Regions from separate parts of the Mus musculus genome. Here region 2 is linked to region 1. A link is a contact called in ENCODE Hi-C or POLR2A ChIA-PET data. All regions are on one chromosome and are shown on one strand. Each heading gives the region's core, a stretch centred on a gene start or an enhancer-like site at or near the end of the contact. The rest is flanking DNA. Distances are from core to core; before and after follow the strand shown.

Evidence for each region. Hi-C counts contacts between places; a loop is a spot of excess contacts on that map. ChIA-PET counts read pairs that join two places held with the same protein, here RNA polymerase II (POLR2A).
Region 2: a loop to region 1 is called in a map of T-helper 17 cell, with 8 times the contacts of the local background. The contact joins two enhancer-like sites. A Hi-C loop is called at or near these places in 1 of 37 maps with a recorded cell type or tissue (T-helper 17 cell). POLR2A ChIA-PET finds 5 or more read pairs at or near these places in 3 of 5 experiments (Patski and embryonic stem cell).

What each region holds. Positions count from the first base shown.
Region 1 is chr17:13,657,699-13,662,852 of GRCm38, reverse strand. Gm41530 (a long non-coding RNA gene) reads right to left here. Exons shown (of 2, transcript XR_876607.3): 1 at 3,717-5,154. Among named protein-coding and RNA genes, the nearest start is that of Gm41530, 4.4 kb to the right of the region's middle. Within about 2 kb of position 3,577, at least 1 of the 3 ENCODE cell types and tissues checked has a DNase peak (open chromatin) inside an H3K27ac peak, as active enhancers do.
Region 2 is chr17:13,701,822-13,707,178 of GRCm38, reverse strand. No RefSeq gene overlaps it. Among named protein-coding and RNA genes, the nearest start is that of Gm24867, 29 kb to the right of the region's middle. Within about 2 kb of position 1,483, at least 1 of the 3 ENCODE cell types and tissues checked has a DNase peak (open chromatin) inside an H3K27ac peak, as active enhancers do.

The DNA of each region.
Region 1 (5,154 bases), core at 2,328-4,827:
AGAAGCAGACAGGGATTTGCATTTTAGGCAAATCCTGGGGGGCCTTGTCATGATGGCCTCTATGTAAAGCTTTGTGAACCTCTCCCATGATACAGGAATACTTGAGTCACTCTCTGTCAGAAAGGGTGCTCTCTGGGATTGGAGGAGTGGAGGCCTGTCCTAATGGATCCGTTGGGCTCAAGCTAGGGAGGTATCTAGACTTACATTGTCCCCAGGCAAAAGAAGCTCAGGGTGAAAAAAAATCCAGGTCTAGCAAGCACACAGGTCACTGAGGGCAAGTGACCATGTTATCCTCTCAAAGAGATAGGTTCAAGGCCAGCCTCCTTAGCCTTTGGCTCAGGGTTAACTCCATGCTCCTGGAAGTCTGAATGAGAGGCCATAGTCACATAAACCAAAATCCGATCATGCAGAGGAAGGCTGAGAACAGCAGGGTGCACTTTGTGCACGGATGGATAACACTCTTAGGCCAGCTTCCTGCTCCCACACATCCCAGTGAAGAGAGCTCATAGCTCCGATGGATCCCTGTAAGACATGCAGCCAAAGAGACACAGGACCAGATTGGCCTGGGGGTCTGCAGATGTCTCTGCTTCCTCCTGGCCTATTGAAGAGCTGGTCCTTTGGCACGGTGAGAGAGAATAGGCTTGGAGAATGACAATTCCCAGTGCCTCCTCCTCATCCTGCCTCTTCCTTACCCAATCCTTGTTATCTATCAGGGCACTGGCTTCATAGAGAAGGAAGTTCTCTGCAGATCTTCCTGTCCCACCTCAGCTACAGAGGCATCAGGATCAGGGTCCTCTGCCCGGGAAATAGTCTGTGGCTCTCCTAGGAGCCTTGGGATGTGGGGTCACTGATCTTTCCTGCTCAGGTATGAGCCTGTTCTTGATACATCCCAGCCCCCACTCTTCCAGGCCGTCTCTGTCATCTTACTATCACCAACACATTACTTTAGACATACTCTCTTAAAAACAAGCCGCTTTTGGAAGACACACCCCAGGAAAGCAGTCTGCTTTGCTTAGACAGGCCTGTGGTCCTTTCACCCATTCCGTGGGAGCTTGGGAGCGGGTGGGTGGGGCTCTGCTTGAACTGGACTTATCTAGGTTCTGCTGGGTTTGAGTCAGCTCTTGGGGAAGACTGCCATCAATATGTGTCCCTCGTCATATCCCAGGGTCCCCGAGCTGTGGTCTCCATTGCTGTTACTAGTGTGTCTGTGTTCCTGTCTACGGCTAGGGAGCTCTTGAAGGCCAGTGTTTATCTCTTCCACATGTTCCCCACTGTTGTGGTCCTGCCAACATGAGGCACCACTGCTAATGAGAGAGGAACTCAGACTGGCTGAGTCCTTCCCTGAGCCAGGCCTCTCAGTGGGATGTAAGAAACCGAGAGAGAGGCAGTTATGGCTGGACTGACCGACGTGCAATGTTCTGGGAACAGCTGAGGCTCTGAAGTAGCAAAAAAAAGTCCAGGAACATGCGAGATAAATGGGCCTCGCCAGACCCAGCTGCTGCAGGTTGGCTTCGTCTTATCACCTTTCCTTATTGACTTTGAAGCCACAAAGCTTGCTTGACCCAGAAACTCAGTGAAAGAAAATGTTATCTGCTGTTGCCTGGCACATCTTGGGGCGTGAGGTCAGAGGTGGCTCATTGTGGACAAAGCGAGCAAAGGTGACAGCACATGTGAGCAGGCGCTGCTAACCAGCGAAGCTGAGGGAAAAATTGCCTTCAAAGTAAACAGGCACTCTACTCCAACCCTCGTGGACTCCTAAGTGCCCAATGGATAAACTGAGTCCTAATGTCAATCAAACCCTTGAGTATAGACTCAAAGAGGCTCATGGGAAGGGACAAGATGCTATGAAAGAAGCCAGATGGCATTACTTCTTCCTGTGTCCCTCCCTTCTACCCTACACATCAATGAGTCCCATGAGAGATTTCCATTCATGTGCATGCTGGGTATTATTTAAATCAAAGCAAATCTCTCTGTCTCCTCAAATCTGTTATGGTGATAAGGTCCAAATTTATTTATTTATTTATTCATTCATGTGAGTACATTGTAGCTGTCTTCAGACATACCAGAATTGAGCATCTGATCCTATTATAAATGGTTGTGAGCCACCATGCAGTTGCTGGGACTTGAACTCAGAACCTCTGGAAGAGCGGTCAGTGTTCTTAACCACTGAGCCATTTCTCCAGCCCAAGATCCAGAATCTTTTACAACACACCTCTGCTACCATCAGAAACCAAGTGCCACAAGAATACTGCCATGGCGACAGGGTGGTGTCCCTGGATGCAGGATCTGTGGCTACTTCAAGGAATCCCAGAGGTTACTGGGACAATGAGTGGAAGGAAGGGCCACTTCATACAGAAGGTATGACTCCTGAGGCTAGTGGCTTGCAGATGGAGCTGCCTGGAACATGGACAGATTCTGTAGATGGTCACCTCTGATGGCCTGGGGTTTCAGGAAGGTTGGCTATGTCTTGCCACCTTCCCTTATCCACTGTGAAGCGATAAATCTTGGTGGTAAGGCAGAGCTCATGCTGGTCAGACAGAGGATGGGAGTGTGGATAGTGTGATAAAATACTATCATGTAGTGTTTGAAATATGCAGTCCTGTGCGGGAAGCATTCTCACCAGGCAACCACTATCACCAACTGCCCATCTTCAGGGATTTTCTAGTTCCCCAAAGTGAGACTGTACCCACAAAACAAAGGCTTCCCCTTCCCTGACTCCACCCACCTCCAAGCCTGGCCCCCACCATCTACTTTCTGTTTCTGGGAACTCATTTCAGAGGAGTCACGGGGAATTGTTCTGCTGTGACTTTCATTACTTCACGCCCTGTCATGTCTGCAGGACCCTGCTACGGTGGCATGCCTTGGTGCTTCCTCTGTTTGTCAGGCTGAACAAAACTCTGCTTGTATAGATATGCAGATGGAATGGGATTTTAATATCCCAACACTACCTCAAACTTTGCAAAAATATGTCCTGGCCATCTTTATTTTCTCAGCTGTCTCTAGTGATCGCTGTCTAGACATGGCAAAGCATCATGGAAGTGGTTGTGCTTTCAAGTGCCCAAGACACCCAGAAGAGGAGTTGGGGAGCATTATCCTCTGAGGGGTGTTCCTAAATGCCAGAGCACAACACATAGTGAAGGGGAATGCCTTCCTGAGTAAGCTCTGGGGGCAGGCAGGCAGACAGGAGAAAACAAAGTCTCACACCCGTGACCGGGGTCTCCCTCAGACACCAGTTCAGCTGGTATCTGTTAATTCAGTTTTAACCCTGACTTCCTAGAGGCAGCATCAGATGCTGCAGGTCGAGGGTGCAGGCTCCAAGACCATTGCCAGTTCAGGAGGCGATGGCGGTTCCCAGCTGTGACCCGTACAGATTAGTTAGCTGTAATCCAGGGCCTCACCACCTCTTCATTCAGGGTCTGTTCATTTCCTGGAGCAGCTCAGGGGACTCAGCAAGACACATGCTTTTTCAGATGGTTAAAGAGGGTACTAGAAGCACACAAGGCTGTAGAGGAGGAAGGGGTGGAGCTTCCGGAAGGGGTGGAGCTGCCACACCCACTGCCCTCCCGCTGCCTGAAACTCACTGACCTTATACTTATGGGGCGGCCTTAGAGCCTTCCCTAGAGGAAACAAGCCATAATCCCTCTTCTCAGCTTCGTTGTCCCACCCATGTAACTCTGCCGCATCCTGTAGAGCAACTCCAGTCACAGCCGTCCCACCTGTACGCAAAAAGATCCAACCTCCACTTGGGAGATTCTAGGGCCCTCAGGAGCTGTAGGTCAGGAGCAAGGACAAACGTGAGGTTTTCATGATATCGTGGAATCACGACATTGGGCGACGGATGAAAGGTGCTGTGTTGCTTCTGATTTGTGCCACGGTGTGTGCGCACCAGGGTTGTTTTTAACTCTACCCTAGAAAACAAAAGGACCAAACTGAAACCTGATAGCAATGTTCAGCAGAAAAAAGGACAGTATACCATTGTTGCTGCTCAACGGGTGGGACTCAGAGAACAATATCCTGCAGGATTCCACTACCCCCCCCCCCAACACACCCTACGGGATGTTTTCTCATGCTGAACAATTGGATCAAGTTGAAACAAACAGCATGTGGAGGTGCACAGTGAGACTTCTGGCTGAGAGCTCCATTTCCTGCCAGAGTCAGGCCACCTAGGCTCACTTCCCTGCCTTCTGTAACAAACACAGTGGTCCATAACTGAACACCTACCACAGAGGAAACTGGGCCTTCCAGACATCATCTCTGCCTTCAGACCCATCCAGGGTGCTCTGCACTGTTAGCCAGGCATCTAGCCCAACAGACCTTGTCACAGCACTAGTTGTGCTCTGGGCCCACTGAGTTCTCAGGAACCATGTTCCACTTCCCTGAAGGTTTCTGTGCCCACATGCCCCTCCCCTGCAGAAACAGGGCTCTGCCATTTCTGAATGGGGCTGGGCAGAGGACCACTGTCTCACCACTTTTGGTGAACCTGCCTTTTTTCCTCCCAGCATGGCTTTCTTTGTTTATTGTGTTGATTTTTGGAATGAAAGGATTCCCCCCCCCCCCCGCCCCCCTTTCCCTGCACACATGCAGAGAGGCTTTCTAGCTCAGTCACATCCACCAGTGTCCTCAAGGACAGTAAGGGTCTGGGTGACAGCCAGAGCTGGAACTGTCTCCCTCCAGGCTGCAGAGAGAAGACAGAAGCGGCTGGCTGAGAAGCAGGGAGCCGGGAAGAGGGAAACAGCTGCCCGCCTATCAGACCCATGATGGCTCCCTCCTCCCTGCTGAGATAATGCTTGAAGTGCATACTGATTTGAGTTGGAGGAGGTGAAGCTAAGAGGGCCTGAGCTGCAGAGGCGAGGTCACACTGACACATCTCAGAGCTGCAGCTCTCATTTAAAATTAGAGACCCAGATGCCCAGTGGATCCATGAACCTGGCAATATGGCTGCCAGAAGCCAGTCTTGTGCAGTGAATAGGTGGAGGCCCTCTACCATGGTGGAGTGTGTGTGTCAGCACTAGGGTGTGTGGCATGTCCTGAGCGTGTGAGGTACCACTGCAGCGTGGCGTGTATGAGATAGCATCATGAAAGCTGGACAGTCTTTGTTTCCGCTTTGGCCCTTAGTTCAGCAGGACTTAGCCACAACTAATCCCCGAGCACACT
Region 2 (5,357 bases), core at 234-2,733, 46 kb before region 1:
CTCTCCTGGTCCCCTCTCATGTTCGCTTCCTCATATCTATAATAATAATGATAATAATAATAATAACCTCCTCAGCCATACTCCGAAAACTTCCTGTCCTCATTTTCATTCGATGGTCAGTGGAAATTGTGCTCAGGACTTTTTTCTAAGGTTGGGAATCCTTGCTATGGTATCTTCCCATCATGCTTTGCAGTGCAGGGGCCAGCCATGCATGGATACAAAGGATGAGTCAACACGTTGCTAAGCGTGGTGCTCAGTGTGTTAGGTGTATTATTATTTTATGATTATTATTGAGACAAAGTATTATGAGTGTTCTATGCCAGGAAACTTAGAAGCATTTGTGTTTTTCTCCAATGTCAGAATTTATTGAATTACAATAAATTCATGTGCTATGTTGGTTTCTGATGTTGTAATTTATAAGCTGCAATTTCCCTTGATTGCCTCTCTTGACAGTTCAAGTGGACCACACGAAGCATGGAAGCCATGCTGAGCAGACACACATCGGGTGGTCAGATAGCCCTAGGTCACCATCAGTCTGGTGCTATTTTTCTTAGTTGGGTCCAGGTGAGGGTGTCACAGCCCTTGTTGGTTTGGTGTGTTTGATAGTTTCTTGGACCTGGCTTTTCTGATATGATTTTAACATATTGTGTGTTCAAATGTTCCCACCCTAGCTATGATAAGTTTATAGGGTGGTACCCTTTTAGATGGTAGGGTTATTATTTGTCAGTCTGTGTCTCATGGTTGGTGCTAGTACACAGTGCAGAGCAAGGTTCAGAGTCATTGTGTCTGCATTTGTACCCAAAATGAAGGCAAGATCTGCTACGTGAAATGGAGTCAGCCACCTAGCTACAACTCAGCTGGAAAGCCCCTGGATAGATTATACATATGAACTAATTTAGAGCAGGGCACAGCCTGATCCCCACACATAGTAACATTAAGTAGCCCAGGGTGGCCTTAAAATCGTGATTCTCTTCCCTTAGCCTCCCAAGACACATGATTACAGATATGGACTTTCCTATCCAGCTTTGTGAATTATTCATTATTTATTTTGATGTTGGTATTGAATACAGGCAGGCCCTCATACATACTAGAGGCAAGTACCCTACCATTGAGATAAATGTATTTTTTGACTTAATCTTTTCAACTAATGATAGATTTGTTGAGGTAACACCCTCTTCCTGGTGTAAATAGAGGACACCCTCTCTTCTTCTGCAGTCTGCTGTGTTAGCTCCCTGTGCTCTCACCAGGCACCTTCCTTGGCTGTCTGTTGAACTTCTAAAGGGTCTAAGCCATTGGCCGCACCCCTGAATTAAAGTCTAGTCTTTCAGTAATCTTTAACTCAAGACCTGGCTGTGGCAAGAGTGAGAGCTTCCCGCAGGGAGCTAGCTGCTACATCCCAGGCTCCTCTTCCTGGCTGTGCTGGAAAAGCATCCCAGCCTTCCCTGGCACCATCCTCAGTATCCCTGCAGCCGGCACAGGCCCCCACCCCCATTCTTTGCCTGTTGACTCAGATGCATGAGGACCCCTGAGTGGCCAGATGACATCTTAGCTTCCAGCTGAATGAAGTCATTGTTGTCATTGCTCCCTGGTGGAAGCACTCCTCCCCATGGACCCAAGGCCTCTGTCCTAATAGAGCCAAGGTCATGGAGCTGGGAAGCAAATATTTTGTTAGTGGCTCCCTCGAGGCAATGGAGAGTGAGCCAACTCTTTCACTCTTTAGCAGCAAGACAAGGCAGTGGCCCATGTTTTCTTGCTATGGATGAAGATAAACACATTTGACCTTTTTTGTCATAAAGAAATAAATGGAATAATGAAAACATTTGGAATGTGGGCATTGCAAAGCCAAGGAGGTACCTAGAGCCTCTGGCATCTGCTCTTCTTTTTCTGCATCACCCACAACACTAGCTTTTCTGCTGCGCTCATCCCAGCAGCACACGCACGCATGGGATTGGAATCTATTCTTTTACATTTGCATTTCTCCCACATAATGCTTCATTCATTTAGTTACTAAGTTATCCACACATCCCATCATCTGCTCACTCAGCCTTCTTTCATTCATTTACTTACTTAACACGTGTTTATTGAAAAAAATTCTGAGCACTATTCTAGGTGTAGAGGGTTATCCTTGTAAACCAGGCATGTAACGATCTCTGGTGTTATTCACCTTGACACCAACAGACTTCATTAGGTGACAAGGGGTGTTGGGTGGGAGGGTTAGTGGGGGGGAGAGATGGGTGATAAATAGAATTTGAATTTCATGAAAAATGTTTTTTTTTTTTTTTTTTTTTCGAGACTGGGTTTCTCTGTGTAGCCCTGGCTGTCCTGGAACCCACTCTGTAGACCAGGCTGGCCACAAACAAAAAATGAAAATTTTAACCTCAAAAGATCAAGACAATTAATAGGCAAGGCAAGCCTGAGAGGAAAGCTATGCATGACACGTGACTGCAAGACTTGGATCCAGGCTGAGGCGCTCCAAACCAACAATCACGGGGCAAGACACCGTACAGAAACCAAGAGGATAAAAGATGCTTGGCATCGTGCATCAACACAGAGGTATCAATTAAAGCCGCGGCGAGCATCATTAGGGTGACGGTGACATTGATGAGAAGCCTGCACGGACTAAAGTCAGACATTCACTTCTCAAGGCCAAGACTGTAGCTTGGTGGTAGAGCACATACTTAGTGATAGGTTCTTTTTTTCTTTTCTTTTCTTCTTCTTTTTTTTTTTTTTTTTTAATTCTCCCTTGGTGACACAAAGGCCAGACTAGAGCAGATTAAACTTAGCTAAAGGCAGGTTTATTAGAAGGCAGCTCTTCAGTGGGTTCACAGGTAGAGGTCAGTGAAGTCACACATCCAGGGGGTTTTATAGAGCTTAGGTGAGAACTGATAACTTATCAGCGAGGAGCTGGGATTGTGCCCTTATGTGGTCAAAAACTGAGACCCTGGGTGGGCACTCTAGAATGCCTAGCCGGAAACTTGGAGATAAGGAGTGATAGCCTGTTAGCCTGGAGTTTTTTCCCTGTGAGGGAGGGGTTGGGGGAAGGGAAGAAACCCTGGGGCCAGCAGGGGTTCCAACCTAACACTTAGCATGCAGTTCGACCCAGGTTCGACCCCTCTCTCCCTAAACCAAAAGCCCGGCAGTCCCAACATACATCCTCCCTATAATCTAACAATCCCCCTCTCGCCCAAGGAAACAGAGAAATCTGCATCCACTCAAAGGCTTGTTCTGGAATTTACAAGGCAGACCAAACTGGAAACAATCCCAAATGGGAAACAAAATGTCCAGTAATCAGGAAGTGAGTTACCAATGGCATGGTGTTCACAGCAGTAGGACACCATTTAGTAACAAAGTGACAGATGGCAGACATAAACAATAGCATCACTGGGCACCAGAGAAGCCAATTGTGGACCGCCAGACCCTGTGGGGCATCTGCGTGGGGCATCTGTGTGGAGGCCTGAGCTGTAGCAACAGCAGAGGAAGGTTTGATTACAAAGTTGTGATAGGGAATTTGGAGTTGATGTAGGAGAGAGTGACAATCCACGGAACATGCAGGGACTCTGTTTATCTTGGGCGGAGGATCCAAAAATCAAAGGGAAAAAACGGGTAAGTGCTTGGCTCCTTTTTTCTTCCTTGAGTTCAGCTTGAGCCCCTTCTCCTGTGGAAGGCAGGAGCTCCCTCAGGCATGGACAGGCCACACAGCTGTGAGCTGCCAGCCTCTCCTGAGCTCTAGGGTTTGCCCCCTCTGACTAAGGGCGAGTGCTTTGGAACTCAAGTTTCCCCCACATGTGTGCTTTGCATGATTCACAAGTCGACTCTAGGAGAAGTTCAGCAAGGAAAACAAACTGTGACATACGGGCTAGGCCAGGCCCTCACAAACCAGATATGAGACTGATGCTCACTGGTGAAGATGGGCCAGCAAGTAGGTCAATAGGCTCTGCCTCTCCCGTCATGCACTCACCATCCCCATTCTTCTAGGGTGTGAATTTGTTGCAGAAAAACGTTGAATGTGAGCAAAAGTGTGTGAAGAAAATGAACCAGTAAGACTTCAGTAGTCATCCCTGGGTTCCTCCTCTTTGCTCTATGCCTTCTTCAGAACTGTGATTATAGTGGGTATTCCATGTCAACATATTTGTAATTAATACATACCAAAAAGGATACATGCAACTGAGTATTATTTTGCAATGCAAGGCTTAACTACGGCATGGCATTCCACCTTATGAAGGTACTATAATTTACCAAATTGGGTATGTGTTATTGGAAAATCTCTCCACACTTTCTAAGATCTTGAGCATTTGTGCTTGTAGATGTTTTCCCAACATCTCCCAAGGGTGGGATGCCTTTCAGGGTGTCCTAAGAGCGGGACAGCTAGGTGGCTCCAAGGAGAGCTTGGCTAGGCTCACCCAAGGAGAGTTGGTATCAAAACTTGGGAACCAAACAGCGAACAGCAGCCAGTACTGGGTCACTGTGGTCTTCTCATTCACTGGAAGACAGTCTCTGAGCCAGAGGAGACTTTCCTGGCAGGACATTTTATTTTGAAAAATCTATTCAAACAATTGTTTTTTTAGGGGCTGGGATGATGGCTCCAGTCAGTACTTGCTATGCTTGAATGAGGCCCTGAGTTTAGACTCCCAGTATCCATATTTAAGCCAGGCATGGCTCTGTGCGTGTGTGTGTGTGTGTGTGTGTGTGTGTGTGTGTGTGTGTGTGTATGTATGTGTGTGTGTGTGTGATGTAACCCCAAAACTGGACATGGGGCATAGGGAGTAGAGACAGCTAGAGTTCACTGCCTAGCCATCCAATCAACTTGGTAAAAGCCAGGTTCAGTGAGAGACTCTTATCTCAAAAACTAAGGAGTAGAGTGACTGAGGAAGACACTCCACTCTAACCTCGGGATTGCACACATGCGTGCATGCATGCATGCACTCGTACATGCACACGTAGACACATGCAAACACACACGGAAATGTACATATACCACCTCTACACACACAAACATAATTATACCTTGTGGGATGACAAGCAGCCGCTGAGTAAGAATGCAAACCGTAGTGTTGTTGCTCTGAGTTAATGGAGTCTGCTGTTCTGGCGAGCAAAAAAGGATAAGGTGTTCTGCTGACCAGAGGGGCTGGGAAAGTGATCTAGGGAGTCTCTGTCACTATTCAGGTCCACCAAGGTAGGCAGGCTTGCTGGTATGGTATGTCCTACAGAAGGTGGCAGTCTCCTTCATCTTTGCAATGAATCCATCTTGCCCCAGGTGAATATCTGTCCAAAGCAGTGTGGATATTGTGGTTACCACTCCCAGGCACTGCATTCCATTGTGTTCTCTTTACTGACATAAAGTGGGGTGTCAGGAGGAC